2 separate regions of the Homo sapiens genome follow, and region 2 is linked to region 1. Evidence: read pairs that join two places in POLR2A ChIA-PET (ENCODE). Cell type or tissue: Panc1. All regions are shown on one strand. Each heading gives the region's core, and the rest is flanking DNA. Links, peaks and the distances in the headings are about the cores only. Region 1 overlaps SH3PXD2B (SH3 and PX domains 2B). Region 2 overlaps SH3PXD2B (SH3 and PX domains 2B).

What was found. ChIA-PET counts read pairs that join two places held together with the same protein. Peaks named below come from ENCODE experiments on the same cell type or tissue, not always from the same donor. Only the 100,000 strongest peaks of a DNase experiment are listed, where the experiment ranks them.
Region 2: POLR2A ChIA-PET joins it to region 1 with 5 read pairs; 2 of 35 experiments call an interaction of 5 or more read pairs at or near these places.

The regions. Positions count from the first base shown.
Region 1 is chr5:172,428,698-172,444,619 of GRCh38, forward strand. All of the region lies in intron 1 of SH3PXD2B (SH3 and PX domains 2B), which reads right to left. Among named protein-coding and RNA genes, the nearest start is that of SH3PXD2B, 18 kb to the right of the region's middle. RefSeq lists an enhancer at 2,556-3,056 and a silencer at 3,646-3,903. In Panc1, for the core only: no CTCF peak of the experiment used is centred there; no DNase peak of the experiment used is centred there.
Region 2 is chr5:172,374,631-172,390,552 of GRCh38, forward strand. SH3PXD2B (SH3 and PX domains 2B) reads right to left here. Exons shown (of 13, transcript NM_001017995.3): 5 at 7,406-7,497. Among named protein-coding and RNA genes, the nearest start is that of SH3PXD2B, 72 kb to the right of the region's middle. RefSeq lists a silencer at 3,144-3,203 and an enhancer at 3,504-3,633. In Panc1, for the core only: no CTCF peak of the experiment used is centred there; a DNase peak (open chromatin) is centred at 8,721; H3K27ac peaks cover 7,217 bases.

The DNA.
Region 1 (15,922 bases), core at 2,926-10,925:
TGCAATGTGAAGTATACACAATCTGCTGTTGGTATTGTTGCCAACAATGTTTAACTTGAGCTCGAGCTCTTGACCTAGGTTCTAATTTACAACAAATATAGGAGGCAGAGGAACAAGATAAATGACATCATAAGGAAGCAGACAGATCTGGAATGGGCAATGTTCTACAAGTCAACTAGCAGGGCACAGCTCAGATGCTACTGCCTCCAGAAAGCCCTCTGTGACCGCTCCCTGCCCACCAGTATGAGGTTGGGTGCCCCTGCTATAGGACTCCTTAGCACCCACTTTCCCATCACAAAGCCAATGAACGCTTTACTGAAATTGCTCAAGTGTCTGATTTCCTGCTGGGTTCTAAGTTTCACGCGAGCAAGGACCTGGCCTGTCTTGTTAATGGACTGCTGTATGCCCAGCACTGGGCAGGGTGGAAAAATCTAGGCTTCGTGAATAAATGGGGAAGAAAATGAGATGCCAGGAGGCCAAGCCCTCACAGAGAGGAGTGCTTCTCCTTGGCAGGCCTTTGGTCTGTAGAAAGGGACCCTGGCCATGTTGCTGAGGTGGTCCTGCCCCCTTGCTTTTCCTCTCTGTCCCCTGTGCTGCTTCACCACAATCTGCAAACACCCCCGCCCCTTGGGAGCAACATGTTTTGGGGGAGCAGCTGGGACTGCTTAAGGAACAAGGAAGCACAGAAACCACAACTGGGGTTAGAGAGTCACGGAGGTTTTCTTCTGTTCCCAGACAGGATTTGAGCCGGAATCATCTACCCTTTAAATCTCTTCTTACACAATCTCAGCAGCAGGGCCTGTGTGATCTAACCAAGTCCAGACTCTCCAACCTGATTGCAAACCCAGTTTCACCAGGAACAGAAGTCCCGGGTTTCCTCACTTCCTCTAAGTCAGCGAGAAGCCAAACTGGTGGTGAAGGGAGGGTGGGAGGAATTGGGGTGGGGTGTGCTGAGCCAGGATCCTTTTGCAGGTGGGTAGATGGCTGAACTTGGTCTCTTCCAAATCCCCGAGCCAGCAGGCCAGGCTAACACTTCCCATGTTTTCCCAGCAAAGGACGGAGGCTCAGAAGTACAGTGCCTACAGTTGCACAGCTATGACGTGCAGAGCAGGGACTCTAACCTAGGTCACCTCTAATCCTGCCATGCCATGCCCCAGCTTGGCTGCAGCTGGAGCATGGGCCAGCAGGGAGATGTCTGCTCACCCTCCTAACTGTCAGAGTGACCAGTACATCATCCTACTGTTCTGCGAGGCTGTGGAGTTCTAGGGTCACAATGGCCTCGATTTATATCCTGCTTCCTTCTCAACTAGCTTTGTGCTCTTGGGAAAGTGGCTTAACCCCCATGACTCAGTTTCCTCATTTGTAAAAAATGAGGTCTGCAATACTACTAACTGCAAAGTTGGGGCGAGGATGAAATGAGAACATGCATGTAGATTCTTTCGCTTGGTGCCTGGATATGGTAAATGTTCCATAAAGAGAAACTGTCAGCAGCAGCATCATTGTGAGCAGAAGGTCACAAAGGTGAGGGAACCCTTGTCCCTGCTCCTTCTCCCTACAAATGAACTTCCCACAGCCCGTCCCACCTCTCTCCAGCCCACACCCATCTCCCTGGGCTCTGCCCTCTCCACCTGTCCTTTCTGTTCTCTGGGTCCCACAGGGGTGCAGGGGGATGGCCCCCATAGTCCTGGGAACACAGGCCCACTGTGCCTGAGCCTGGGGCACAGGTTTCCCAGCTTCCAGAGTCAGGGCTTTGTCCCTCCCCATGGGTGCCTGTGGGGAAGGCCCTGACACCCCCACCCACCCTGGGCCTCAGTCTGAATGGAAGGGAGCCATTATCTGACCCAAATGCCAACTGCCACACACTTGAGAGCCTGACTGGCGCCCAGGCTTCATCTTTCCTGGCTTTCCTCCTCCACTTATGGTTGAGAACTGTCCTAGGTCAGCCGGACCTTGCCAGGAGCTGACATTGAGAGGAAGAGTGACACTGCTCATGGATGGTGTTAGGTGTTTTGTGGCCTGGGCCAGAATAACCCTCTTCCTCTGAGGACCAACCTGTGCCAGGGCCTCCAAAAGCCACTTTTCTTAAACTTGACCACTTTGAAAAGGCAGGAAAGAAAACCAAACCCCTGGCCAACGCCCCACTTGAGAAGTAACCACCTGTTCTTTCTTTCTTTTTTTTTTTCTTTTGAGATGGAGTCTCGTTCTGTCACTCAGGCTGGAGTGCAGTGGTGCGATCTCGGCTCAACGCAACCTCCACATCCCGGGTTCAAGCGATTCTCATTCTTCAGCCTCCCAAGTAGCTGGGATTACAGGCGCCCATCACCACTCCTGGCTAATTTTTGTATTTTTAATAGAGACGGGGTTTCACCATGTTCCCAAGGCTGGTCTCGAACTTCTGGTCTCAGGTGACCCACCCACCTCGGCCTCCCAAAGTGCTGGGATTACAGGCGTGAGCCACCGCGCCCAGGCTGTAACCACCTGTTCTGCCTAACCCCCATGGCCACAGCTGACTGGCTCATGGACACCATCACGTGATCCAAGCCCGGCCAATCAGGTTCTTTCTTTCTCAGAAATCTGGGATCAGCCCTGAGCATGCCAGCTCCATCCAGAAGAGCTGCAACCCGGAGCCGTGCTCCAAACACTAGGTCTGCAGAGAGGATAAGTGAAGGAGAGGTGTGGGGAGAAGAGCGACGGGGAGAGCCTGGCTTGGCTTCGGGTAGTATTCCAGTTCCTGCTTCCCAGGCCTGCCCGCCCACCGGAGGCTACTATGACGCACAACAGGGGCCTGGGCCTTTCAGCTAATTCTCCTTTTGGCATGATGAGGGTTTTTGTGCAACTAAAACAATTCCATGAATTACAGGGGAAAAGTTCAGGCATTATCTTAGGTAAAAAGAACAAGCTAAAACAATGTAATCTCAATCTCAAAAAAATTCTGTAATGATATCAACTGTATATAAATGCGTGTGGGTGTTTATATACACAGACACCCATTGCACACACACACACAGCTGATGCTCATTGTTTGCGGTAGTTACGTTCTGTAAAGTCACTGAGAACACTGATTTAGCAAATACTCTAGGAGAAATACAGGGTTAGGGTCTTTCGAGCCTATGTTTTGTTTTTGTCAAGTGATCAATACATAACTTTGTTGCGTGTGTGTTTCTCTTTAAAGATACCTTATTTAGGCCGGGCGCAGTGGCTCGTAATCCTAGATCACGCGTGTAGTCCTAGCACTTTGAGAGGCCAAGGTGAGCGGATCACCTGAGGTCAGGGGTTCGAGACCAGCCTGGCCAACATGGTGAAACCCCATCTCTACTAAAAATACAAAAATCACCCAGGCGGGTGGGCGCCTGTAATCCCAGCTACTGGAGAGGCTGAGGCAGGAGAATCGCTTGAACCTGGGAGGTGGAGGTTGTAGTGAGCTGAGATTGTGCTACTGCCCTCCAGCCTGGACAACAGAGTGAGACTCTGTCTCAAACAAACAAAGAAATAAACAACCTTATTTAATATGCATGGTTAATTCATCAACGCTGAACTCAGAGTCAACAGCACTGCAACTCGTGCCTGAATGAAGCTTCTCCATAGGCACATCACAGCCATCTTGCGTTTAGGCTCACCAGACAGCATGTTAGCACAGCATTTGTGGGCCATACTAAACAGCAAAATCAACAAAAAGCACAGAAATGTACAAATGCAGCACTCATAGACTAGGACAAGGATTCTTGTTAAGAGTATGGGAGCTGAAATGAGGGGGGAGTGTCGCTCATTCAACCTCAGCTGGGAACGTGCACGTTGGGTGACGCAAATTTTTCACCGCTCTGCACGTGCCCATGTCCGAAAATGCCCACAAAAGTGCTTCGAGTATCGCTTTTGAGTTACAAATAAATTTTAGCAAGTAGGCAAATTCGCAAACATGAAATCTATGAATAATGAGGATTGACTGGCTGGGTGCGGTCCGCCTGTAATCCCAGCATTTTGGCAGGCCGAGGCAGATGGATCACCTGAGGTTAGGAGTTCAAGACCAGCCTGGCTGGTGAACCTCCGTTTCTACTAATAATACAAAAATTAGCCAGGCATGGTGGTGCATGCCTGTAATTCCAGCTACGCGGGAGGCTGAGGGAGAAGAATCACTTGAATCTGCGAGGCGGAGATTGTAGTGAGCTGAGGTTGTGCTTTGCACTCCAGCCTGGTCAACAAGAGTGAAACTCTGTCTGTCTCAAAAAAAAAAGGGGGGGGGGGGGGAAGAATTGACTGTACCATATCTAAATGTATGTGCGTTTGTGTGTCTGTACACACACACACACAGTTACGCACCACCTAACGTTTTCCAATGACAGACCACATATACAACAGTGGTTCCGTAAGATTATAACACAGTATTTTTACAAAACCTTTTCTATGTAACACAATGGTGAGTATTTGTATATTCTAGTCAAATACTCACCATTGTGTTACAATTGCCTACAGTATTCAGTACAGTAACACAGTGTACAGGTTTGTAGCCCAGGAGCCGTGAGCTATACCACAGAGCCTAGGTGTGTAGTAGACTATACCATCTAGGTTTGTGTAAGTACACACTGTGATATTCACGTGATGAAACTGCCTAGCAACACATTTCTCAGAACTATCCCTGTTGTTAAATGACACATGACCAAGCATATATATGTCAGTGGTTCGCTTTGGGGTGGTATGAATATGGGGGACTTTAAAAATTCTGTTCTTGATGCTTGTATATTCCAGATTTTTTACACTTTATTTTCTTTTACAATCAGAAAAAAAGATGTCGCTTTCTAGGAGCACTGAAAGAAACCTGTCTGTGGGGCACTTTCTTGTCTTGAACCCCAGGCCAGCATCTTCTCCGTTACCCTGGCTCAGTCCTAGGGCCACCAAGGAGCCCCTGCCGGGTGCCAGCCCAGCCGATGGCACAGGGATGCCCAGAGTGGGGGTGGGAGAACACTGGCTCACCGGCCGGGAAGCCAGCAGATGGGCCCCAACCCGGAACTTACTATGGGAGTGAGGTTAAGTCCTTGACCTCTTACAGCCTCTCTGTTATCTGAAAAATAGAGATAAGGTCCATCCTACCTTGCAAGCTAAGCTCTCCAGAAATGGAGAGATCTCTAGAAAGGAATCCATGTTGGTTGGTTGGAATCTCTGCTCATGGTGGGACTTGAGGGCAAATGTTCACTGAATGTTGCCCAACCCTTCACCTCCTCGCGGGGTCTAACTCCAGTCTAAGGGGATGGGGACTCCCAGTGTCCAGAGGGCCCCCATTAAGCATGCAAGAATTTGGGCACCATTTCCAAGCAGTAACAGCCAAGGGGTCAGCTCTTCCATGAATAAAGTGCTAACAATCAATAGCAGAGTAGACTAACTATAGTTAACAACAGTGTATTGTGTATTTCAAAATGGCTAGAAGAGAGGACTTGAAATGCTCTCAACACATAGAAATGACAAATATTTGAGGGGACGGATACCCCAAATGCCCTGACTTGATCATTACACCCTCTATGCATGCAACAAAATATCATAAATGTCCCATGAAAATGGACAAATATTATGTATCAATAAAATATAAAAAGATTTAAGCCAGTATCAAGCTTAGAGGCTCTTGACAAACAACAGGGCCAGGCTATAAACAGGCCAAGATACCTCTGCAAGCCCCCGGCACCCCTGGGTTAGCTGACATCCTCATCCTTGCCGACCCACTGGCCCAGATCTCTGCAAGGGGCTGTAGCTCTTAGAAAGGCCCCAGAACTCCATCGATACGCTGTCCCCAGGGTCGGATGATGTGAAACAGCTGCCGCCCTGCTTCCCCTGCCTCCGGAGCTCTGTGAGCTCCCAAGTGTTCACCATGTGAACTGGAAAACAAGGTAAAAAGTTTTTGCCCTGCTAGTAAAATCTCTGAGGCATGGGGGAATGTCCTCCAGTCTTACTTTCCTTTACAAATCTATTTGGTGGGGTTTTTAGGGTTGTCAAAGAATCCAGCTGAAATTCCTGGCTGGCATTAATTACAAGGGCTGGGGCTGCCGCACTGGTCCCATGACAAAGTTATTACATTTTGGTCCTGGGATGCAATGGCCAATGGTTTTTTTTTTTTTTTTTTTCAGACAGAGTCTCGTTCTCTTGCCCAGGATGGAGTGCAGTGGCACGATCTCGGCTCATTGCAACCTCCACCTCCCAGGTTCAAGTGATTCTCATGCCTCAGTCTCCCAAGTAGCTGGGATTACAGGCATGCACCACCATGCCCAGCTAATTTTTTGTATTTTTGGTAGAGATGGGGTTTCGCCATGTTGCTCAGGCTGGTCTCAAACTTCTGAGCTCAGGCAATCCACCCTCCTTGGCTTCCCAAAGTGCTGGGATTACAGACGTGAGCCACCACACACAGCAGGTCTCCTTTCTTAAAGAAGGCACAGAAGACCTCAGAACAGGCGACACTAGCCAGGAAGAACTTAACACATTGATTTTTCTCTTTCTTTTGAATTTCATTTCCTTCTATTTTTAGCAAGTGCTACTACTGGTTTTCCCCAGGTATAGTAGACAGCTAAAATTTCCATTTAAAAGTAATTTAAGTAAAAATGTGAGTCAATTTGAAGAATACTGTATTAGGAATATATACTGTAGGGAGTTTGTGGATATGTCAAAAATTATGATGGTGCTGGTAAGATTGAGAATGAGGATGGTCCTGTGTTAGTGGAATTCCTTGCCATTCTCACTGTATCTGGAGGTATTTGTTTGTTTGTTTGTTTGAGACAGGGTCTTGCTCCCTCTGTCATCCAGGTTGGAGTACAGTGGTGTAATCACAGCAGCCTCGAATTCCCAGGCTCAAACAATTCTCCAGCCTCAGCCTCCTGAGTAGGTGGAATTACAGGCATGCACCACCATGCCTGGCTAATAAACAAATTTTTTTGTAGAGATGGGATCTCAGTATGCTGACCAGCATGGTCTGGAACTCCTGGCCTCAAGCGATCTACCTGCCTCGGCCTCCCAAAGTGCTGGAATTATAGGTGCGAGCCATCACGCACAGCCAAGTTTTGTTTTTTTATAGATCAACAGCTATAACCTTTCTGAAGTCAGAGCCCTCTCCTGGCTCTGCAAGCCTGGTGGATAGCCAGGAACAAATTGGGTGACTGAAGACAACATCTCAAGAGAAGGCACAAATGGGGCCGGGGCTGTTTCCTTGCAGGGGCTGTGAGAAAGCAGCATCCGCAAGACAGAACCCTGTGGTCCATTAGCAATGTCTGCCAGGGGCAGGGGCTGAGGGCTAGTGAGATGGGCGCTACCTACTTGGCATCCCTGGTCTAGATCAATCCCTCCATTTTACAAATGAAGATAGGGAGGTGCTGGCCAAGAGGTGCAGTGACTTGCTTAGGGTTACACTCTCAGCTGTGGACTCTTTCTGCTTCCATGACAGTGTCTGAATTTCCTTGCAGGTTCCTTGTGCCCCTATGGGCCTCTTACATAAGAGACTTGCCCAGAGAGCTTTAATCTGGAGGGCTCTTAGAAGTGACTCAGGCCAGCAGTGAAACTGGCCTCCAAGAAGCCCCAGGATCCTGGAGAGGCCCCGTGGGTGGGCTTTTGGGCCATCCACCCCAGTTTCCATAGCGCAGTGCCACTTTTGGCTCTTCTGTGTATGCTACAGGGTATAACCCAGCAGCCTGCAGCCAAATCATCACCAGAACTGCCTCTATACAGGGCCCGGGCTCCTTCACCGGCCACAGCCCTATTCTGCCTGCTTCAGGCAGACAACAAAGGGTTCCAGGCCTTTAAAACATTTGAAAACCCTCTTCTAGACTATCCTTTGTTCTATAGTTAGGGACATGAGGCCAGAGGGGAAAGGGACTTGCCCAAGGTCCTGTAGCCAGCAGGGAGGAAAGCTGGAACCAGAAGCCAGGGCTACCATCGGGAGGTGCTGAGAATGCGGGCCCTCTGCTCCAGACTGCTGTTTCTCATACCTACGAAACAGTAGAAGCCTGTGGAGATGAAGGGAGCAAATATGCTGTCTCTCATGCAGTGCACGGAGGGGCTAGGGCTTCCGCTCACAGGCTACACAGCTTCTGCAGCGGGTCATCAGGCTGTGATTGCTAAAGCCGTCCTGCTCTACAGCCAGAGCAAGCTTAAATGCCAAAGCACATGCAGCTCTGGGCTCGAGGAGTAGTGCTGGCTTCAAGATCCAGGTGAATTCATTTCCTGTAGAGAAGGGTTCAGGACTATGTCCGAAGGTCCCTAGGAATCCACAGACCCCAGTTTCAGAAGGCAGCTAGCTGTTAAGAAGGGGGTTGGATTCCCTCCATCAAGCTCCCACACTGGCTGGGTTCCCAGGTGGCAGATCCTGGGAAGAGCTTGGGAGTTAGTGACTGGCTGGGTTGCAGATGGCTTGCTCTGGGAATATGCTGTCTTGGTCACACAGGCCCAAGGTGGATAAGTATGGTCCTCGTGGGTGCTGGGGAAGGGAAAGCAACAAGGGCAAGGGAGAGATGGAGAGCGAGGAGAGGGCAGGGCGGTCGGATGGAGCTCCACGGGCTTGACTAATGGGAAACCCGACTCTGCCACGCTTCGTGGAGACCCTGGGTTCCCTTTGGTTCTGATCTGTTGACTGTCCCCAGCTTTGTGTCCAACATCTGGCCTATATAGGTCAGCACCTCCAACCTCTTTTTGGAACTGCAGCACCCAAAGTTTGTTTGATTTCCCAACACCCCAGGGCAGCATCACCACCAGAAGTGCTGAAGGGGGAGAGGAGGAAACCGAGGCACAGAGCCATGCTGCGCCTGAGGTCGAGAGGCTGGGAAGTGGGTGACATGAGATCCAATCCCAGCCCTGCCAGCCTCCAAAGCCTCTTCACTTTCTTCTCCCAGCATCCCAAGGCCTTGGGTCTCCTGGCCCCAGGCCAGAGCTTTCCGGTCCCCACGTCAGCGCCAGGAATCACCAAGCTCAGGCTCTGCAGCAAGTGACACACTGGAGGTGGCAGGCTGCCAATATTTTTTTCCCCCAATTTTTTCAATTAAGTGAATGCTTGGATTAGGGCCAAAATACAAGTGCTTGTGGTGTCTTGCGTCAGATGAGACACTTAGGGCTGTGTTCCTACTGCACTCTGTCCACAGGGCACGCAGCGAAGGCTCAGGTGGCTGGTTGAGCTGAGGGCTCCGCTTATCCCTGTGTGCAGAGGTGTGCCAAATGGGGAAATGGCGGCAGGAGTAGGGGGAGAGGAGTAGCCTCCAAAGTGGGAATCTGATCTCTCTCCCCCTGCCTCAAACTCTTCAGCTCATTCATTCATTCATTTGGCATATACACAGAGACCTACTGTGCACCAAGCTCTGCTCGAAGGGCCTCAATCGAGAAAGAAAACACACCACACAGGCACAACGTGGGGCTTAGGGGCCTGTGCAGTCTGCCCCTCCTCTGCTCCAGCCTGGCTGGCTTTCTCTTGCCTCCAGGACTCAATGCCTGCCACTGCCTCTGGCGGGAACATTTCCTCTCCCTGCCCTGCTCAGCTCCTCTTCATTTCTCCAGCATCAGCCTAGAAGTCACCTCTCCTTGGAAGCCTTCCTGGACACCCCAAGTCTCAGTCTAGCTCCCACTCTCTGAGTTCCCACAGGGCTAGGGCCACCCTCTCTCAGAACCTGTTCCTCTAGGGGTGCTGGTCTCTTTGCATTACTGCACCCCCACTGCCCTGGGGGCCCTTGGGGCAGGGCCGGGTTTGTCTATTCACCATGGTCCCCCCAGTGCCTGGCGACAATGAGCTCTCAGGAAATGCCCGGTAAAAGAGACAAAAAGCCGAAACAGGGCCACACAGTCAAAAACCAAGGTGACCTCACTCAAGGCTCTCTGTGTCCAGAGAGTAACAATGCTCGTGAAATAGCTGAATGAACAGCTCTATTGCCAAGGGTACCAGAAACAGAGCTGGCTTTGTCACAGAGGGAATGCAGGCATGGGACCCAACCCAAAAAGGGAAGTCCACGTTCCACCCCAGAGTTTCTCTGAAGAGGTAATGGCAAAAAACAGAATACCCAGGAGTGATTTAAACTCCAGGGGGAATGCCTCATCCCACTGTATGTCAGAGACAGTAAAGCTGAGGGAATTCTTTGAGGTGTTGGAACTGTTCTGTAGTGGAGGTTACAGGAACCTGCACATCATAACATGCTACACCAAAAAACAAAATTTTACTGCGTTACACCACAAAAGGGAATTTTACAGCATCCACGTAAAGTAAAAAATTAAAAATAACAATCATGCTTTAATGTCATTAAAAAAAAAAAAAAGATGGCAGGGTGTGGTGGTTCATGCCTGTAATCCCAGCACTTTGGGAGGCCAAGGCGGGCAGATCACCTGAGGTCGGGAGTTCGAGACCAGCCTGACCAATGTGGTGAAACCCCGTCTCTACTAAAAATACAAAAATTAGCCGGCCTGTGGTGGTGCGCACCTGTAGTCCCAGCTACTCAGGAGGCTAAGGTGGGAGAATCACTTGAACCCTGGAGGTGGAGGCTGCAGTGAGGCAAGATCACGCCACTGCACTCCAGCCTGGGCCACAGAAACAGAAAAAACAGAAAAAAAAAAAAGAAAAAAAAAAAACAAAAACAAAAACAAAACAAAAAAAAAACCCCAAAAAAAAACCACAGGCATCGGCTTTAGAATACCTGACTATGAATCCTGCCTCTATAGCCTGATGCTGCTGTGACTTTGCAAATCACCTCACAGCTCTGAGTTTCCATTTCTTCACACCTGGAAAATGGAGAGAACAGTACCTACTTTATAGGGTTGGCTGAGGGCTAAAGGCGCTAATGCATGTCAGGTGCTTGGCACACCATCTGGTCACAGACAGCTTCCAGGGCCATCACTAATAACCCATTATGGAGATTAGACACTGGAGGCCCCAACCGAGTAGCCATCTTCCTTGGGCCAACTCAAATCTTGCAAAGTGAGATATGTTAAGAGGAAAAGTCGGGAATGTCAAGCTGTAAAAACCAGGTATGTGTGTGCGTGCGTGCGCGCACGCGCGCGCACACACACACACACACACACACACACACACACACACACAGCTGCCCACCCTCTGGGCTCCCCTAACTCATGGAATCTTATCCAGCGGCATGGGCAGCAGGAACTATTTCCAGGGTTGGCCAGGCCAGGCATCTCCACTCTTGCCGACGACTGAGACACTGGGCTGGTGGAAACACTCGCTGCTCCAGGCGTGCAGCTCCAGCCCAGGCCTCTGGCTGCCAGCTCACGCACTGCTACTCACACACATCTGGCCCGAGGCGGCGTGGGGAACTTTCCAATGGCAAGCAGAGGTGCTGGCAGCTGGAGCCCAGGCTCAGCCGGAACCAACCTGAAGGCTGGCTTTCTAGGAAAGTCTCCAGGGCAAGCACTTAGGGCTTGTTGAGATCTCCAAGGCTGCCAGGCCTCAGAGGAGCCTGGGCAATGAAGGAAACAGACCTGGGTGAAAGATTTCAAGTGAGGGCCTCTCTCGTGTTGACAGAGCTGTCCAGAGTGAATGGAGCCGCCAACAAGAGCACCCACTACGCGCAAGGCAGTAGCATCAAAGCTGTCTTCAAGGAGCACGCGGTCGAGATGGCAAAGTAGCAATCCTGCACGTCCTCCTACACAATCACCCGCCTGGGTTTCTGCCACTCCACCCTGCATCCCCCAGGTCTGACCTCCTGCCTCCAGCAGCCATTTTGGCCCTGCCTCGATGGGGCTGTGGGCAAGGGTGAGACCTGGGGATGCTGTGCCTGGATCAGGAGTCTAGGTGTCGGGACTTGCATTTAACGAGCGGGCAGGAGAGCTCAGGAAGAACATCCCCAAAGTGCAGAAGGAGAATTGACACATGTCATCCTCTCACCTTTCAGCCCCACAACCAAAGCCAAAAATGTCAGAGCAGAAAACTGCAGAAGTCAAGACAGTTCAAACCCGAGCTCCCACTTAGGGCTGGAAACTGGGGCTCTGACTGGCTGCATCATGGGGAATCTCAGTAGGGAGCCACCAGGTCCCGGGCCGAGGCGTCCTAGAGAATGTCCAGGGCTCTTCCAGCTGCGAGGCAAGGCCATGCCACACGCAAAAGGAAACCAAGTCTCAAGACAGCAATGGTGGAAGCGACAGACTCTGAACTGGACAGACCTGGGTTCAATCCCAACTACAAGACTTAAGTGGGGGTCCTAGAGAAGCTAGTTAGGAGGCTCAGTTTTCCCATCTGTAAAAGGGGGGTGCTAAGAACCTGTCTCTTGGGGGCTGCTGTGAAGTATAAATGGGATTGTGCCTGTAACACCCCTGGTACAGTGGTGGCTTATAACCCCCTTCCACGTAAGCAAGAGTGAGCTCCACAGGCCCAAATCAATCCTAAAACATTACGATGAACCAAGTGAAATTGCCATTTTTATAGGTTAAATATTGACAATTTCATATGGTTCAACCTAACAGCATCCCAGGGGCTAGAGGATCTCATTTGTGTCCACTAAACTAGACTAAGAGTTAGTACTCTTCACTTCAGTATCAGGCACAGCAATGACCCTCCTTCCCCCTCATTTAGAGACGAAGAAGATACCGAGGTTCTGAGAGGTTAAGTAACGTGGCCCAAATCATATAACTGGAAAGTGACAAAGCCAGGGTTTGTACTCGGGCCTGGCTGCCTCCAAAGCCTGCAGCTTAAACACGATGACACACTGACTGCTCGGCCTGGGGCCAGCAGGGCGTTATCACATGTGATTGTGTCTCAGCACCAAGGACGTCAGTGGCCGTTGCCTTAGAATCATGGGACCTTGGGACTGCGAGGGTACAAGCAGTTAATGGCTTTGTTCAAGAAACACACTTGGGCTGGGCATTTATTCTAGGCCAGGCCCTGAAGACAAAATGGGGGGTTCACACCCTAGACGATGATGAACTCAATGTGTACGTGTCATGATAGGATTGGTCCACTGGGGCCTCAACGTCAAAGCTGGGTACCCTGGTGAGGTAACGGAAGGGTTGCCGAGAAACAGGCCAACTAGGCTGGTCTAGGATACCTTCTTGACAATGCCCCAACCGAATCCAGCCTCATCCTCCCTTCCCGCTGAGCTTGGGGTCAGGACAAGGAGAAGAGAACTAGATAGGAATGTAAAGGGAGTATGCTCTCAGACCCTGGGGACAGCCACCTTTTAGGGGTGTCATAGGGGAGGAGAAGGGATTCCTCCATGAAATCACATGTGGTTTCTGAAGGCCAGATTCTGTGGGTACCCTTGGCCACTCCTGGACCCCTCCCTTGTTGGGCTCCTAATCTGCCAGAGACTAATCCCTGCCCCTGTCCCTATGTGAGCCCTATGTGGACTTCTTTGCCATCCTACACTGTCCTCTCTCCTGTAGAGAAAACTTGGGTAGTAAATAAAATGTAGACAATTTACCGTAATCACTAACAACATTTAAGAGTCTAGAATGTGCTTAATGTGCTCTATCTTAGCAATCCTATGAGGTCACACTACCCTATCATTTCCGTTCTGCAGTGGAGAAAGGTAAGGCCCAAGGAGGTTGGGTAACTTGTTCAACCTAGGAATCAAACAGGCTGACTGCACGGTCAGAGGTCTTAAAAACTGTCCATGTTTCCACCATCAGAGATGATGCTTTGGGCATGCTTCTTCTCAGACCCTTTTCCTATGCATAGAAATATTTTTCAAAATTATGATCACACTATATATATGATTTGGTTTTTTTCATTTGCATGAGATGGCGGTCATTTCTCCACTTCATCAAACATCCTTTGGACAAACCACTTTTAAAGATGCCTTTATAGTTCATTGTAAGGCTATATATATCATTTATTTAATCATGCCTCCAGTGATAAACATTTAGGCTACTTTGAACATTGTTTAAATTACCATACTGCTGAATATCCAAATATATAAATCTTTGGGAGAAAACAGCTACAAATTTTAAGGAGTACATCCTTAATTAGAGTCTGTTTCTTAATATGTGGTCATTCCAGATGGCCCGTGTCACATCATTTGAGGTTGCTTACTCAAAATGCACATCACTAGTCAGATAAATGATGATGATGATGATGGTAAAGATAATAATAACAGGTAATTTATTCAGCACTTCTACATGCCAGGAAGGGCTCTAAACCCTCTACATGAATAATCCACAGTGGATACTCTTGTTAGCCTCATTCTGTAGAAGAGGAAACTGAAGCACGGAGAGGTTCAGTCACTGACTCAAGATCACACATGGCAGAGCCAGGTCCAGCCCATGCCATCTGGCTCCCAAGTTCCACCTCTTCCACCCAGAGGGGTCTTTCATCTTTTTTTGGAGCCATGAATCTCTTTGGCATCTGAGGAAACCCACGGACCCCTTCTCAGAATGATTTAAAATGAGTAAAACACATAGATCCCAAATGAAACTAATGATACTGAATTATAGTTATCAAAATGTTTCAAAAAACAAAATTATGACTATATGTACGTTTTTATTAAAACCACAAATAACAGAACCTCGTGGTGGGTCTAATGACACCGTAACTTGGAAATAGTAAGGAGTATAGATGCTCTCCAGGCATCCACGCAACGACTGTCAAGTAAGATGAAAATAAGGGAATCGCTATTTGTGACAAAGTCACATGTATTACTACTATCACCGCGAGTTGCTGCCTTCATTCATCACAGAAGGCAATGCTAAATTTCAGTCGGAGGTTAGTGAAAATTAAGATTTAATTCTTCCCCTTCTACGTTCAAGGGCCCTCTGAATTCCACCCATGTAAAGAACCCCACTGCTAGTCAGCTTTCCCAGCCCCTGAACACCCCTTTGCTTTTGAACCCAGCTGACAGTGCACCTCTCTGTCCCAGCAGGAACGGGTACTCCAGGCCCTGTCGCAGCCCTTATCCTATGGAGATGCATTCTGAACAGATGGTGACCTCTGTGAGGACAAGACTGTGCTTGGTCATCTTAGCCTCTCTCTGGCTCTGGGCCAGACCTGGCCCAGGGCAGACAATAAACCCACATCTGTGGAACTGACTGGAAGCCAACAGTGGCCTGAAGCCACAGGCTGCTGATTCACACCTTGGCTGAGGAGGAGGAAATGGTGACGCCAACGCGTGGGTTCTAGCTTTCTTTGCCAGCACAGCGGGCGGGGGGCCATGCAATTCTGCTTAATTAAACAAAACAGAAAATACCATGCTTATGTGCTTGAAGGCAACTTTTCCATTCAGGACGGAGGTCGGGGCTGGGAAAGTGACTATCCCCTTATTACCAGTCAGTGATAGGCAGGGGAGCCAAAAGTGATCCTGGCAAACTGCTTCACCTTTCTAAGCCTCAGTTTCCACATTTGTGAAATGGGCTAATAACAGCATCCATGTAGCAGACATGTATTGTTTTTGCCTGTCCAAGCTCCATGCCCCCTTCTCCCAGCAACAGCGCCCTGAATCTCCTTCCACAACTATCCCTCTCACTACCAGTGATTTCAGTGGGACCGTCGATCTTAATATCCCACTCACACCTGGCCCATAGGGTCAGGTAATCCGGCTGGGCCAGTCAGAGTCTCTCCTGGATCTGGACTCTTGAGTGGCTAAAAGGTCTGAAAATGGATGGATCAGCTGCCTGCCTGGTGATGTCCTAATACCTACTGGAGTTCCCACTCCCTGGATGGCTCCAGCTGCCCACGTTCTTTCCAAGACTGGGTGCTGAGCTTTCCCCCTGATTCTGACAGCCCCACCTTTCCAATACATTCTGTTTGGCTTAAGTTAGCCAGGTCTGTTTCTGTCACATGCAATCCCAGAATCCTGACTAATACTCCTTATCTCACAGAGCTGCTATGTGGATTCAAAGACATAAAGCATGAAAAGCCTTGAGCACATAGTAAGCGCTTAGACAAATGATAGCTCTTCTATACTGTTAAGAATAAAAAATTACTATTGAATCTTGAGAACAAAACAAATTTGGAGTTATTTAATTGCCCTGGAATTTCAGG
Region 2 (15,922 bases), core at 5,014-13,013, 52 kb before region 1:
AGATCGTGCCACTGCACTCTAGCCTGGGTGACAGAGCAAGACTCCATCTTGGTGGGGGGAGTGGGGAAAGCAACTGTATCACAAATGCAGCATTACAAATTAGGGCTTACAAAGCACTTTAAGTTATCTCATGAGTAATGAAGTTTGCAGTGGTTGGGTTGGGATGGACATTGTGGCAACAGTAGCATTAGCTAATATTATTAAATGGTGCTAGACCCAGTGCCGGCACCCTGCTAGGCATTTGTAGTTCACTCATTCAATACTCACAACGATCCCAGGAAATAAGTATTATTCTTATTCCCATTTTACAGACGAGGAACAGAGAGGCTAAGTAATTTGCTCAAGGTCACACAGCTAGCAAGTAGCACAGCTAGAATTGGAACCCAGATCGAACTAACTTTTAAAAAACTGAGATATAATTGACAAACCATAAAACTCATCCTTTAGGCCAGGAGCGGTGGTTCACGCCTGTAATCCCAGCACTTTGGGAGGCCTGGGGCAGGCAGATCACCTGAGGTCAGGAGTTGGAGACCAGCCTGGCCAACATGGCAAAACCTCATCTCTACTAAAAATACAAAAATGAGCCAGGTGTGGTGGTGGGCACCTGTAATCCCAGCTACTCAGGAGGCTGAGGCAGGAGAATCGCTTGAACCTGGGAGGTGGAGGCTGCAGTGAGCCGAGATCATGCCACTGCACTCCAGCCTGGGAGACAGACCGAGACTCTGTCTCAAAAACAAAACAAAACAAACAAACAAAACCCATCCTTTTAAGGTATACAATTTACTGGTTTTTAGTATATTCACAAGGTTGTCCAACCATCACCAGACCACTTTCATCACTCCAAAAAGAAGCCCTATACCTGTTATTAGTCACTTCCCATTCCCCCTCCTCCAGGCCTTGGCAACCACAAATCCTGCTTGCTGTCTCTAACGATTTGCCTATTCTGGATGTTTCATATAAATAGAATCATATAATGTGTGGCCTTTTGTGTCTGGCTTCTTTCATTTGGCATAATGTCTTTGAGGTTCATCTGTGTTATGGTATGTATCAGCACTTCATTCCTTTTTGTTGCTAAGTAATACTCCATTGTCTGGATAAACCACAATTTGTTTACTCCTCACTAAGTTGCTTGACATTTGGGTTGTTTCCACTCTTTGGCTATTTTGAATAATGTTTCTGTGAACATCTGTGTACAAGTTTTTGTATGGACATGTATTTTTATTTCTCTTGGTTATATACCTAAGAGGGGAATTGCTAGGTCATATGGTAACTCCAGGTTTAACTTCTTGAGGAAGTGCCACACAGATGTCCACAGTGACTGCACCATTTTATATTCCCACCAGCAACGTATGAAGGTTCCAACCTCTTCATATCCTTGACAATACTTGTCATGTATCTTCTTTTTTTTTTTTTTTTTGAGGTGGAGTCTCACTCTGTTGCGCAGGCTGGAGTGCAGTGGTGTGATCTTGGCTCACTGCAACCTCTGCCTCCCAGGTTCAAACGATTCTCCTGCCTCAGCCTCCCATGTAGCTGGGATTATAGACGCCCACCACCACGCCTGGCTCTTTTTGTATTTTTAGTAGAGACGGGGTTTTGCTATGTTGGCCAGGCTGGTCTTGAAGTCCTGACCTCAGGTGATTTGCCCGCTTTGGCCTCTCAAACTGCTGGGATTACACGTATGAGCCACCATGCCTGGCCTATCTATCTTCTTGATTACAGCCATTCTAGTGGGTGTGAATTGGATCTAATGATATTTCACTGTAGCTTGGATTTGCATTTCCTGATGGATAATGATGCCAGGATCTTCTCATATGCTTACTGGCTATTTGTGCATTTTCTTTGGAGAAATGTCTACTCAATGTGTCTGGGTTTTTAACCACCATGTAATAATGCTTCAGAGCAACCTGGGAGAGAGCAGTGAGGGAGCCAAGCCCAAGAGCAGGGGCTACAGTCCTCCTGTATGTCTGGGAGGCGCAGCAGAGTCTGGCCAGGTCGGGCTGGGCTGGTGGTGATGTCCTCCCTCCAGGGATAACATCACTGAGGTTGACCTTCACAGCGCCCATGCAGAGAAGGGTGAGGGTCAGAGTGGAATGTCCTAGCTCACCTTCACTGGCACTCACTGGGTCCTGGTCAGAAAGCTACACTTGGACTGCCTCACTGCGTCCGCATACATCCCTTTGAGGGTTACTCCATTTTGCAGATGAAGATACTGACGCCCAGAGAGGTGAGGTACCAGGCCCAGGACTGGAACCCAGGAAGTCTGGCTGGAGCCCACTCTCCTGACCACCACCTGGACCATCCAGTGACTGAAGCTCCCCTCTTGGCTGCTGCATCAAGACACACTAACGAAGGTTCCACCAGGCTGCTTCTACAGAAAGCACCAGCTGCCAGAGTTGCCATCCAGGCCTGCGACCTGAGCCGTGGTCTGGGCTTAAGACCCGGGCTCCTGCTGAGCCATGCACCCCTGCTTCCACTGTCCCAGCCAGAGCAGAGGAGTGGGGGCGGCAGGGGACTCTTGGGTTCAGGCAGCCACAGCATGCGTTTGCTCAAGCAGGTGGGTCATCTTCTTGGTGTGACATGCTTGGGGTGTTCCCAAGTTTTCCTACTCATGGCGGCCAAAACCCTCCTCCAATAGCACCAGCTGGCTAGGAAAGACGCCCAAAGTCCATGTCAAGCCCTAACATGGGTTGACCTTCAGGATCCTGACCAACAGACCAACCCCAATGGGTATAACCCTCAAGTTCACCATCCCTAAACCAACAACCAGGACCCAGCTGAGACTGCCTGCTGTGGCCCCAGAACCATCCCTTGGGCCCTTGGCAACCACCTTCCTTCCTTTTCAAATCCTGGCTTAAAGACAGGAAGGCATCACTAGGTAAGCACCTGCCCTGTGCCAGACACCATCCTTTATGGGCAGGGTCTTGCTTAGTCCTCACAACCAAGCTGTGAGCCAGGGTAGTGACGCCCGCTTTACTGATGAGAAAATAAGCTCAGAGAAGTCAAGTCATTTGTCCAAGGTCACACAGCTGGGAAGGGACAAAGAGATTTGAACCTTCCCTTTCTTTTCAGGAAGGCTCTCAGAACCAGATACATATACTCCAGCATGATGGACGTATATAAGATATGAGATAAGCATGCTAGCTTATCTCAGCTGTTACTTGGTGCTTTCTTTGGTACAGTCTGGGCTGTGTTTTGTATTTTCAGTGGATGTTCTATTTGTGTATGCATGGGTGCCTGTGTACCCACATGTTCACACAGCTTTTCCCACCACTGTGAAAGTCAGCAGGCCCTCCCTATCTGGCTGATGAATGAACAATGCCAGTGCCCTTGGCTGGATGCAGCATGGGCTGAGAGCTCCTGTCCTGCGCTATTTCTACAAGCCCAAGCCAGCAAGCTAGTGAGGCTGCCTCTGCCACCAAAGAGAGGAAGCCAGAGAGTACCACAAAGCCACCATGCAGCCTCCGGGACTTCCCACCTCCTCTCGAGGGCTGGCTCACACCCTTTGTCCCCGAGTGTCCTTCCTTCTTGAATGAAGATGACCAGACTCCTCCCAAGCACAGCAGCTGCCCCTGGCCTGGCCCTCTCCCCTCTGTGTGTCTAAGTTGGTCTGATGCTTGCTCAGAGGCTGGGGCCACTGCAACCACCCTTGCCAGGGAGAGGGCAGAGGCATCCCAGCACTAACACTGGGAAGGGCCGCCAGCGCGGGGCTTCTTCACCTCAGGTCCATGTACAGGATTCTGCACAAATAAGGACCTCCTGAAACTGCAGGTGCTCTTCCAGGAAGAGGGAAGAAAGCTTTTGTTGGAATCTCTAAGTGGTCCATGATGCTCCCCAAAGTTAAACTTGGATTCTCTAAGTGGTCCAAGATGCTCCCCAAAGTTAAAGTAGAAGAAAATCTGGCTATCATTGAATCCAGGGGCCCAAGGAATGCACACCAATGCCAATACTACCCTCGTGGCTGCTGTCTGCTCCTTCCTCTGCCCTTGGGCAATATGGTCTGTAGAGCAGTTCCAAGTGATTTTCTCCACATCTTCTCATTTGATTCCCCAAGCAATTCTGTGAGGGAGGTGTCATCAGGCCCATCTTACATAAGAGGAGACTGAGGCAAGGGGCAGAAAAACCTGCCCAATCTTACCCAGCTTGAAAGTGGCTCCTATAGGCCGGGCATGGTGGCTCATGCCTGTAATCCCAGCACTTTGGGAGGCCAAGACAGGTGGATCACGAGGCCAGGAGATCGAGACCATCCTGGCTAACACGGTGAAACCCCGTCTCTACTAAAAATACAAAAAATTAGCCGGGCATGGTGGCGGGCGCCTGTAGTCCCAGCTACTTGGGAGGCTGAGGCAGGAGAATGGTGTGAACCTGGGAGGCGGAGCTTGCAGTGAGCCAAGATCGCGCCACTGCACTCCAACCTGGGTGATAGAGCAAGACTCTGTCTCAAAAAAAAAAAAAAAAAAAAAAGGAAAGTGGCTTCTATAAACTGAATTCATATATTGAAACACTAACCCCAGTGTGATGGTGCTTGGAGATGGAGGCTTTAGGGGTAATTAGGTCATAAACGTGGAGCCCCCCGGATAGGATTAGCGCCTTTATGAGAAGACACAAAGGTAAGAGGATCGCTTGAGCCCAGGAGTTTCAGACCAGCCTGGACAACATAGCCAGACCCTGTCTCTACAAAAAATTAAAAAAAAAAAAAAAAAAAAGAAGAGACATAAGAGAGCTGGCTTTCTCTCTCTCTCTCTCTCCCATGTGGGGACACATCTGCAAACCAGGAAGTGGCCTTCACCAGGCACTGAAATAGCTGGCACCTTGATCTTGGATTTCCAGCCTCCAGAAAGTGAGAAATACATTTTTGTTTAAGCCACCCAGTCTGTGATATTTTTGTCATAGCAGGTGGAACAGACTAAGACAGTAGTCAGGCAATTTTCCCTGCTGAGGGTATATCAGGCTGGGCATCTTGATCAACTCTTAAGAGACAGCGCTGGAATAAAGACAACAATGTCTGGTCATTCCAAGAGGGGCACTACCATGAGCCGCCACTTCCTGAGCAGCTGGCAAAGTCTTAGAATTTTTCCCTGTGGCAGTCACTCAGTCCTCAACATTACCCTACAAAGTACAGCTACTCCCATTTCACAATAGAGCAAGTGGAAGCCCAGAAGCAAAGTGAGGGAGGCCCATGGCCACAAAGCCCAGGAGTGGCAGAGGCAGGATTCGAACCTGGGTGTACTAGATTCCAAACTCAGGCTCTTTTCTATCAAGTGAGCCTCTTGTGTGGGACTGAGCTTAGGTTCAGACTCAGGCTGACCTGGGGAAAATTCACCTTCACCTCTTCCAAACTGTGCCTCTCTTTCATTATCATTTTGTTAAAAGTCCCTTTTATTATTCTGAACCTCAGCTTCCTCATCTGTAAGAGAGGAATGACAGGTTTTTTTGTTTTTGTTTTTGAGACAGAGGCTCCCTCTGTCACCCAGGCTGGAGTGCAGTGGCGGCGATCACTGCTCACTGCAGCCTCAACCTCCTTGGCCCGAGCAATTCTCCCATCTCAGCTTCCTGAGTATCTGGGACTACAGGCACGTACCACTATGCCCGGCTAATTTTTTTTTTATTTTTAGTAGAGACAGGATCTGACTATGTTGCTCAGGCTGGTCTTGAACTCCTGTGCTCAAGCAATCCTTCCGCCTCGGCCTCCTAAAGTGCTGGGATTACAGGCGTGAGGGAATGACAGTTTTTATTGGGCAGTTTCGTGAGAAAATGAAGTGGAAAGGGAACACAATAAGCTCTGTATCCTTTGATTTACCTTGTGTAGAAATTATAAGTGAAGCCAGAGGCTATGAGCCTGAATGGCAGTTCAATCCTGTAAGCCCAGGAGGACTGGAGACAAAGGTGCTTTGAGACTATTTCCCCATATTTCATGATGGCGACACAAATTGGGAAATGCTTACCAGACACCAACGCCAAAGACACTAAGAACAAAAACATTAGCCAGCACGAGCGAAACACCCCAAATTATCAGATTTATATTATTCTGTATCTTTATGATTATTTTCAAATTTATGAAACTGTGTCTTGGCTCCCGTGTTGGTAAGGCATTCCCTTGTGACATCCGATTCAAAGGTTTACTGTTGCCTCTTACAGTCTCCCTTCACTCCAAAACCACGCACTTCTGTGCGCTCACTATGAGAAGCTGTGTTTACTCGCTCCGTGCTCGTCACAGGAAATGGTGCATATTGGGATATATTTATTGCAGAAACTTAGGTCTACTCATCTGTGTGCTAGCAAACCATCAGTCCTGAGTGGTGTACTCGGAAGTCTGTGAACTCGATTTTGGAGGTCGCTGTGTGTGTGTATAAATATAAATGGCCTGACTTCACTTGTTAAAACACTTTCATGCTTTCTCCTCACAAGTCTATTTAAAAAATTTTTGTGATTCCAGCAGATCATTTCCAAAAGGGAGCATGTGTCTTTCTCTCTTGATACACATACAGTGCTTGGCACACTGCCCGCCACGCTGGCTGCTCAGCAAACTCAGCCTTGGTTACGGCTGCTGCCTGGGGCATCCAGCGAACGCAGCGCCAAGAGCAGCAGCATCTACTTCTGGAACAGAGCCTGGCTGGTACTTTTCAGCCCTTCTCGAATGAGCCCAGACGGACCCCAAACTCTGCCCGCTCTTGCTCCTGTGACCCCAGGACACTCCCAGCACCTTGGGCTGATCTCTTTTCCCCACTGCTATTTCTCCGTTAGCCAGATCCCTTCCTGCTTTCCCCAAAGCACCCGGGCCGGCCAGAGTGTTGGTGCGTAAGTGCGGGTAAGCAGGCGGTGCTAGAGTTTTATGTGGTGTGCACTGTGTGGCTGGGGCTGCTGGCTGTGTAGCGACAGGCGTCTGGGCAAGTGGCCTGTCCACTGCAGGGAGAAGTGACAGGGAGGCAGGGCTGTGGTGGGCATTTTGGAGAGCTTCGGAGCCTGGCTGGTCAGGATGAAATCCCGGCCCCGTTGCTCACCGGCAGTGGGGTCTTCGTTGGTTTGGGTTGCTCCCGCATTCACATCCCTGGCAGTTCCCGAGCACACCCACCTCCACCTCTGTGGACAGAAGCTAGATGAATCTACGGCTCAGCCCCTGCCTCACGGGCTCAGCCTGCTCAGTTCCGACACACCTCGATAAGTGCTGTGGGCAGGTGGAGAGTATGATGGGATGACAGGAGTGGCACTCAGCCAGTTTCCTTCACCTGTCAAACGGACGATCGCTACCCACTTACAGCAACTCTGAAGGCTAAGTGAAGTGCGGTCTCACAGGGGCTCAGCCGACGAAACCCACTTTTGGCTGCACTTTGCTTTACTTGGGGGTGGCTGGACTGGCAGGAGGGAGGGCTGTGGGGCTCCATCTGGGGAAGCCCACAAACAAACTTACTCTTTGGGGGGATTCAGGTCCTCAGGTCTTGTCTCAAAGAACTGCAGCACCTCATCACACTGAGAGATGTAGGGGGGCAGCTGGATGAGGGCCTGGAGAAGAGAGACGCAGGTGAGTGCAAAGGAGGAGAGGGGGCTGAGCATGGTGGCACGCGCCTATAATCCCAGCTACTCGGGAGGCTGAGGCAAGATAATTGTTTGAACCTGGGAGGCGGAGGTTGCAGTGAGCTGAGATCGCGCCACTGCACTCCAGACTGGGTGACAGAGCGAGACTGTCTCAAACACACACACATACAAACACAAAAGCAAACCCAAAAAGCAAAGGAAGGAGACGGGTGTTAGGAATGCCATATACCACCAGTGGCTCTCAGACTCGGGAAGGCACCAGAATCACTTGGAGGGCTTATTAAAACACAGATCGTGGAGCCCCACCCGAGTTTCTGATCCAGTAGTTCTGCGGAGGGGGCTGAGGATGTGCATTTCTAAAAAAGTTTCCTGGTGATGCTGCTGGTTTGGAGAACAACACACACACACACACACACACACAATGTATGATATACACGCATATATTATAGGCATATTTGTTCAAGTAATATGTCCATATTTAGGCAAAATCAGACCATACTGTACATGCTATTTAGTAAACCTATGCTTTCACTTAGCTATAAATTGTCAACTTCATGCCATTTCATTATTCTTATTTATTTATGTTGAGACAGGATCTTGCTCTGTCACTCAGGCTGGAGTGCAGTGGTGCAGCCTCGGCTCACCACAACCTCTGCCTCCTGGGTTCAAGCGATTTTTGTGCCCTAGTCTCCTGAGTAGCTGGGATTATAGGCATGTGCTACCATGCCTGGCTAATTTTTTTTTTTTTTGTATTTTTAGTAGAGACAGGGTTTCGGCATGTTGGCCAGGCTGGTCTCGAACTCCCGGCCTCAAGTGATCCACCCACTTCAGCCTCCCAAAGTGCTGGGATTACAGGTGTTTGAGCCACTGCACCTGGCTCATTTCATTATTCTTCTATAACATCATCTATACTGGATACTGGATTTTGTACAGCTGTGTCATACTTTATTCAACTCGTCTACTGGTGAATCTTTAGGTTATTTCCAACATGCTCACATATATGTCTTAACTCACGAATCTGAAGCATTAAAGTGAAGGGACTGTTTTATGATTTGGATAGAGGTTCAAAGTCTCCAAGTTGATGAGGGGTTGAAACAGATCTTCCACTGGCCAAATTCCACATTAATCTGCCCCAGTGACTCACTGGCTGTGTAGCCCTCCACAATGCTGGTTTATTTACTAACCTCCACAAAGCTGGTTTATCTACTAACAGGTATTCATTCAATGATTCAATGAGCAAAAATTTTCTTTGTGCTCAGCACTGCACTAGTTTCTGTGCCAAATACAACAGAAGTGCAGGGTACACTCTGCTCGTTGAAGGATCCGAAACTCAGACATGGCCATCATGAATAAACAGCTCAGTTTAACAAATATTTACTTAAGCCTCCTTTGGCCCGGGCCCTGGACCAGGGTAATGAGGATGCAGATCTGAGGGTGGTTCAGGTGGTTCACGCATACATTTTGTTGCACACACCTGTGCAGAGAACACGTGTGCATATGCATGAATTGCACAGGTGATTCTGCCAGCCAAGCTGCCCAAGCAGTGCGTGCTCTGCATGAGGCTGGACTCTGTTCTCTCCTAGAGGGCCTCAGTTCCCTGGTGCCTCTCATGAGCCTTCTCACCATGCTGAGCCTGAGTCTCTGGGGTCTGGGGATAGAAGAGATGTGTCTTGCATTTCCTTTCTTTCTTTCTTTTTTTTTTTTTGAGACAGAGTCTTGCTCTGTCACCAGGCTGGAGTGCTGTGGTGCTATCTTAGCACACTGCAACCTCTGCCTCCCGGGTTCAAGTGATTCCCCAGCCTCAGCCTCCCTAGTAGCTGGGATTACAGGCGCACGCCACCCCACCCGGCTAATTTTTTATATTTTAGTAGAGATGGGGTTTCACCATGTTGGCCAGGATAGTCTCGATCTCCTGACCTCGTGATCCACCCACCTCGGCTCCCAAAGTGCTGGGATTACAGGCGTGAGCCACTGCGCCCGGCCTGTGTCTTGCATTTTCTATATAACCAGCCCTTAATAGCTCACCACCCAACTCCCAAAGTGATGTGCCGACGCTGCAGCAGTACTGGGCTCTCGTGGACCAACGGAGAGATGAATGGAGGCCTCCAGTGTGGCACCTTTTACAGGGCTTTGGGGATATGTTGACCCTACACAATTATTTCTCCCATTAAAAAAATTAAATTGTGGTAAAATACACACAGTAAAAAGCTTACCATCTTACCCATTTTCAAGTGTACCGTACGGTGCATTAAGTATTTAATGCATTCACACTGCTGTGCTACCAGCACCGCCATCCATCCACAGAACTCTATTCATCTTGCAAAACTGAAACTCTGTACCCATTAAACAACAACTACCCTTCCACCCTCCCCCAGCAACCACCATTCTACTTCTGTCTCTAGGGATTGATGATTCCAGGTAGCTCATATAAGTGGAATCATACAGTGTTTGTCTTTTTGAGTCTGGCTGATGTCATTTAGCATGCTCATCCATTCAAGGTTCATGCTTGCAGCAGGCGTAAACACTTCCTTCCTTTTAAAGGCTGAGTAATATTCCATTGTCTGGATACACCGCATTTTGCTTATCATTCACCTGTCGATGGACACTTGGGTTGCCAACCCTACATTACTTTGAATCAGGCTCTAACTTTAAGTCCCCGAGCTGCAATCTGCTCCAGACTCAAAATGGATAAACACATCATGAGGGACGTGGATGGTCTAGTAGGGCACCTTCCCTGGTCACTGTCCACCCTTCCACCCTTCTGAGGGGTGACTAAAGGGCTCACCGATTTTTAAAATTAGCCTTTAAGTAGCTCCTGCTCTGCAGCAAATCCTTAAGGACTGTTTCCAGAGTTGAATCAGGGAGTCCCAGAGACAGGAGCAGGCCCTTCCCTCCCTCACCTCCTGTTTCTGGTCCCCCTTCTTTTTCTGGTTCCAAGCAGTGAGTGGTCATTCTCCTGGCCTGGATGAGCTGCTGTCTGCTCCCCCCTCCCCATGGGCCTCTTTTTCCTCTGAAATCCTGCAGCCCTTGCAGTTGGAGCCACATAATGAAGGAGCTGATTATATGCTGGACTGTGGTGTGTCCTGGCTGCTTTGTGTGCAAATATCTTGTGGCTTCCCCCCAAGACTACAATAACAGCACTCCTCGACCTTGGCTTAGCACTGGGAGGCTCCTGAAACGTGTTCATCTGTGTCACTTTATGTAACCCTGGGAAGGCTGGCCCATTTAAGAGATGGGGAAATGGAGGCTCTGTTGAGGTGGCTTGGTCTAGAGAGTCCAGGAAAGGCTGACTGCAAACCTCTACCTTAAATCCACAAAAGGCGGCAGGGTGGCAGCTGTTCCTCCTTCACCTTCCCTACGTGCCTAGACAGTGCTGGGGAGACCCTAAATAACACGAGGCAACAGCCCGGAGCTGGCCATGTGTCTCTGCTAGAGGAGACTTGGGTGGGTGTGGGGAATGGCCCCTGGAGGTGGTCACTGTCTCTGCCTGGAGGGGGCCTCCCAGGATGGGCAGAGGCCCCAAATGGACCAGAAGGGGAAGGGACAACGAGGCCCATGGAAACCTCCTGATGATGCCAAGTTCTCTTCTGGTTTTGAGCTATGCCTAGGAAGTAAAAGCCAAACCAAACCCCTAAACCATAAAAGAAGTCAAGTTACTAATAAAAGGCAGGGCTGAATGCTTTGATGTTGGCCCATTTCATTTGGGATGGACTTGGCTACCAGTAAAAAATGACCCGGGGCTGGAGAAACCATTCTGCTTCTGAAAGACTCCAGGATAGTCCTAAGTCCTGTCAGTAGTGACAAAGAACCACAGCTCCAGCAAACTCAGTCCTGTTCTGGAACGGATCCTGGCGCTTTGGACAGATGTGGCTGATGCAGGCACGAGAGAGGAGAGCAAGTCCTGCTTGCAGAGGGTAACAATAAAGGTCAGAGAGAACCAGCTCCTGACTCTGGCCTCGTCACTTCCTGGCTGTGAGATTCTGGCCAAGTCTCACTGCCTCTCTGAGCCTCAGTCTACTCATCTGTAAAGCGGAAATAAAGAACACCCATCTTGGAGGGCTGTGCTATAGAATAAGTGAGGAAGTGGTTGTATGGTTTCCATCATATATTAGCTGCTTGATGGACACTGGATAACCCTGTTGGCTCTCTATACTGTCCCAGGTACAAGAATATAGTGTTTCCAAAGGCGATTTCAGAGGCAGCCAGATGATTATGTTAAATGACAATATCTTGGCTAGGGAGAAGGTTCATGTTTTCTCAATTCTCTTTCAACCCTCTTTAATTTAAAAAAGAATGCCCCAGAGAAGTAACACTTGTCTAACTTGCTTCCTGAGAGCAGGACGGGCTCTGCAGAGCCTCCGGTAGGCAGGTAACAGCAGTTAGCCAGATTTAAAAACGTTTTCTGTTGTTGTTGTTGTTTTATTGTTTTTATTTTTATGGCAGGCACATGATACCCATTTGTTTTGTTTTGTTTGTTTGCTTGTTTTTGAGACAGGGTCTGGCTCTGTGGCCCAGGCTGTAGCACGGGGTGGGATCTCAGCTCACTGCAGTCTCCACCTCCTGGGCTCGAGATCCTCCCACCTCAGCCTCCTGAGTAGCTGGGGTTACAGGCGTGCACCACCACGCCTGGCTAATTTTTGTCTTTTTAGTAGAAACAGGGTTTCACCACGTTGCCCAGGCCGGTCTCAAACTGCTGGGCTCAAGCGATCCACCTGCCTCGGCCTTCCAAAGTGTTGGGATTACAGGCGTGAGCTGATACCAGTTTTATGTTATGGTTGTGATATAAAGTTTTCTCGAAGACATATTGTTTTCAGAAGTTCAAAAAGTCAGGAAGCCCTCAGCACAGTAGGCAGCAAGCCAGTCTCATAATCTGAAGAAGTTCAAAAAGTGAGTTGAAGAAAAATATGAATAATAATATAGGTGGGTGGTGTATGACAGAATTCCAGAAGGGAAGTCTCAAGTGACTGGAGCCTGGTAAATACTACTGTTATGTTGCCCATAGTTTAAAATACTACAGCATGGGCACACACACTCACAAGTGTGTATGTTTGCATGTGTGTTCCATTTAAGCTACACCGTATGATGCTTAGTTACTACCTGAAGTCCCCTCATTGAGAATGAACACTGGTGCAAGTGAAAGACTCTAATCAGAAGTCCACACTTCAGAAAAGGCTGCTTCAGGGCTTTAGCTGTCTTCATTGTGGATCAATGCCACAGCCTTTATTCATTAGCTTAACTGTTGTTAGAATTTTTGTTTTCTACTGGTGAAATGTTCCTAGAAATATTCTCAGACACTCTGGCCCTTGCACAAACAGAACCTGGTGAGCCCAGTACCGTACACCCTTCAGAACGGGGCCCTGGGTCTAGGATTTAGGGTTCAGCCTCTTCTTGAGGATTTTACTGTCAGACCACGGTTAGGATGAGCTGATCCTGCCTCTAGAATGTGGTTGCATCTGCCTTGAGGAATCATTCATGCAAAGAGATGTCAGACAGACAACTGGGATTTCAAGGAGCTTCCAGAAAAACTTGAGTGGCTATTTATGAGGTGGCTTGATAATAAATACTTGTATGTGTGACAGGATTCAGCTAAGTCATATTTTCATTGTGTCTTTTGATGAACAGAAGTTCTTAAATTTAATGTATTCAAATAAACCAATCTTTTTGTGCTTGGTATCCTTTTTGTATCTTTAGAAATCCTATACCTAGAGATTATAAATATATTTTCCTAATGTTATCTCCTAAAACATTTTGTAATATTGCCTCTTACATTTATGTCTTTAATTTTCTTGGAAATGATTTCATGTGTGGTGTGAGGCAGGGATAAGTTATCTTTTTTGTTTTTTTCCCATGTGGATACCCATTTATTGAGGAATGATCTGCAAGGCTGCCTTTGTCAGTATCACAGTGCCCATCCAAATACACATGGATCTGTTTCTGGGTTTTCTATTTGTTTCAAGAGTCTGTCTATCCGTGTGCTAATACTGCACTATGTTAACTACTGTAACTTTACAATAGGTCTGGTAGAGCAGAAAGTTTCTTCCATTGTAATATAAACTTGGTAGCTAAATTTGGGGTATCATCTATAGCTCTCATCTATCTCTATTAGAGACCTTCATTTTCTACTAAAATAAAGCTAGTTATGATAGATCAAATTGGCTTCAGTTGGTTCACAACAATGTCAGTAACAGATACCCAAATGTCATGTAACAGCCTATGTAGTCTATAAAAGAAAGGGATCATTTCATCAGTTCCCTTGAAGCTGAGCCCAGGAAATCTGGCCAAAAAACTCCAAATATCCACTCTATTTATTATGTTTCATTAATAGCAGGGGGTAGTAACTTCCCCGTGGCTCATTTAACATAAGCAGTTCCCTCCCTGTGGTTAGTCCAAGTGAATTCATTATCTCTGTACCATTTCAAGCATCAGGCTGCTGCTATCCTGTATTACTCTCGGATTTTAAATTTCCTTTTCAAAACCAAAAGTCCAGGAGTTGGTGAAGCCCTGGGTGCAAGGAAAGTCTGACTCTGGAGAGAAGTCAGGTGGGCTGGGCAAGAAGCAGAATAGGCTGATTTGGGCTGAGGGACAACAGATTCTGGGGAAGTTATGAACTGGAACTTCCCGGCTAGGCAAGGTGACCCTATAGTCCTTGCCAGCAGGGCCTGGACAAAAGAAGATCATCTCCAGAATTGGAATTTCAGGCTCTAGAGGTTTGGAAAGTGACAAGGAAGAGCTGAACCTTCTTCTGAGGGCTGGGAGGCAACAGCAGCGCTGATGGCTGCCCCTTAGCCCTGGCCCTTCCTTTGTCATCAGGTACTTAGAAGACAGAAGAGTCTGGGTTTATCTGGCTCTAAGAAACACACATTTGAATATCTTGGCCTTTTGCATTTTTACTTTTTCTTTTTTTTTTTTTTTTGAGACTGAGTCTCACTGTGTCACCCAGGCTGGAGTGTAATGGCATGATCTTGGCTCACTGCAACCTCTGCCTTCTGGGTTCAAGCAATTCTCCTGCCTCAGCCTCCTGAGTAGCTGGGATTACAGGTGCCGACCACCACACCTGGATAATTTTTATATTTTTAGTAGAGATGGGGTTTCACCACATTGGTCAGGCTGGTCTCAAACTCCTGACCTCGTGATCTGCCTGCTTTGGCCTCCCAAAATGCTGGAATTACAGGCATGAGCCACCATGCCCGGCCTTGCATTTTTACTTTCTTAGAGGCCATAAGTGGTATGTGAGTGTGGAGGTGTAAAAGGCTTGAGTCCAACTCTCTAACACTCAAACCTAAAATCTTATTGTAAGTAACTTTGTTGGGCCTCCACCTCCTCATCTACACAATGGGAATAATAAAACTTACTCCTGCCTAGGAATTCGAGACCAGCCTGGACAACATGGTGAAACCTCATCTCTACCAAAAAAAAAAAAAAAAAAAAATTGGTATGTGCTGGTAGTTCCAGCTACTCAGGAGGCTGAGGTGGGAGGATCACTTGAGCCTAGGAGACTGAGGTTGCAGTGAACCAAGGTCACCCTACTGTATCCAGCCTGGGAGATAGAGCAAGACCTTGTCTCAAAATAATAAAAATAAAGCCTACTCCTCAAAGTGGTTGGAGAGATAAGACAAGGTCCCATCTGGCAAAGAGCAGATGCCAATCAGGAGAGGTTTTCTGACCTTCTTTGATATCTCCTGCCAAGAGAGGGATCATCTGTCCCCACACTGCCCCCTTCTGTTCAACACTTTTTTTGTAGAGATGGGGGTCTCACTATGTTGCCCAGGCTGGTCTCAAACTCCTGGCCTGAAGCAGTCTTCCCACCTTAGCCTCCCAAACTGCTGGGATTACAGGCATGAGCCACTGCGCCTGGACTAATACTTTTTAACAGATTTACCGTGGCATAAATTACATACCATAAAATTTACCCATTATAAGTGCACAATATCAATGTTATTTGGTAAATTACAGAGTTGTGCAGCAATCACCACAATCTAGTTTCAAAACTTTTCCATCACTTCAAAAATGTCCCCCAACCTAATTTACAGGTCATCTCTGTTTCTTCTACCACCCCCAGGTCTGGGAAACCACTGATCTGCTTTTTGCCTCCATAAATTTGCCTTTTCTGCAGATTTCATATAAACAGAATCATACAATATGTAGTTGTACACATCTGGCTTCTTTCACTTAGCATTATGCTTTGGAGATTCATCCAGCTTGTAGCATTTACCAGTGTTTCATTGCTTAATTTATTTATTTAGAGCTGGAGTCTTGCTCTGTCACCCAGGCTGGAGTACAGTAGCACTATCAAGGCTCATGGCAGCCTCCAACTCCTGGACTCAAGCAATCCTCCTGCCTCAGCCTTCTGTGTCCTGGGAGTGCAGGCTCAAGCCACTGTGGCACGCTCCCA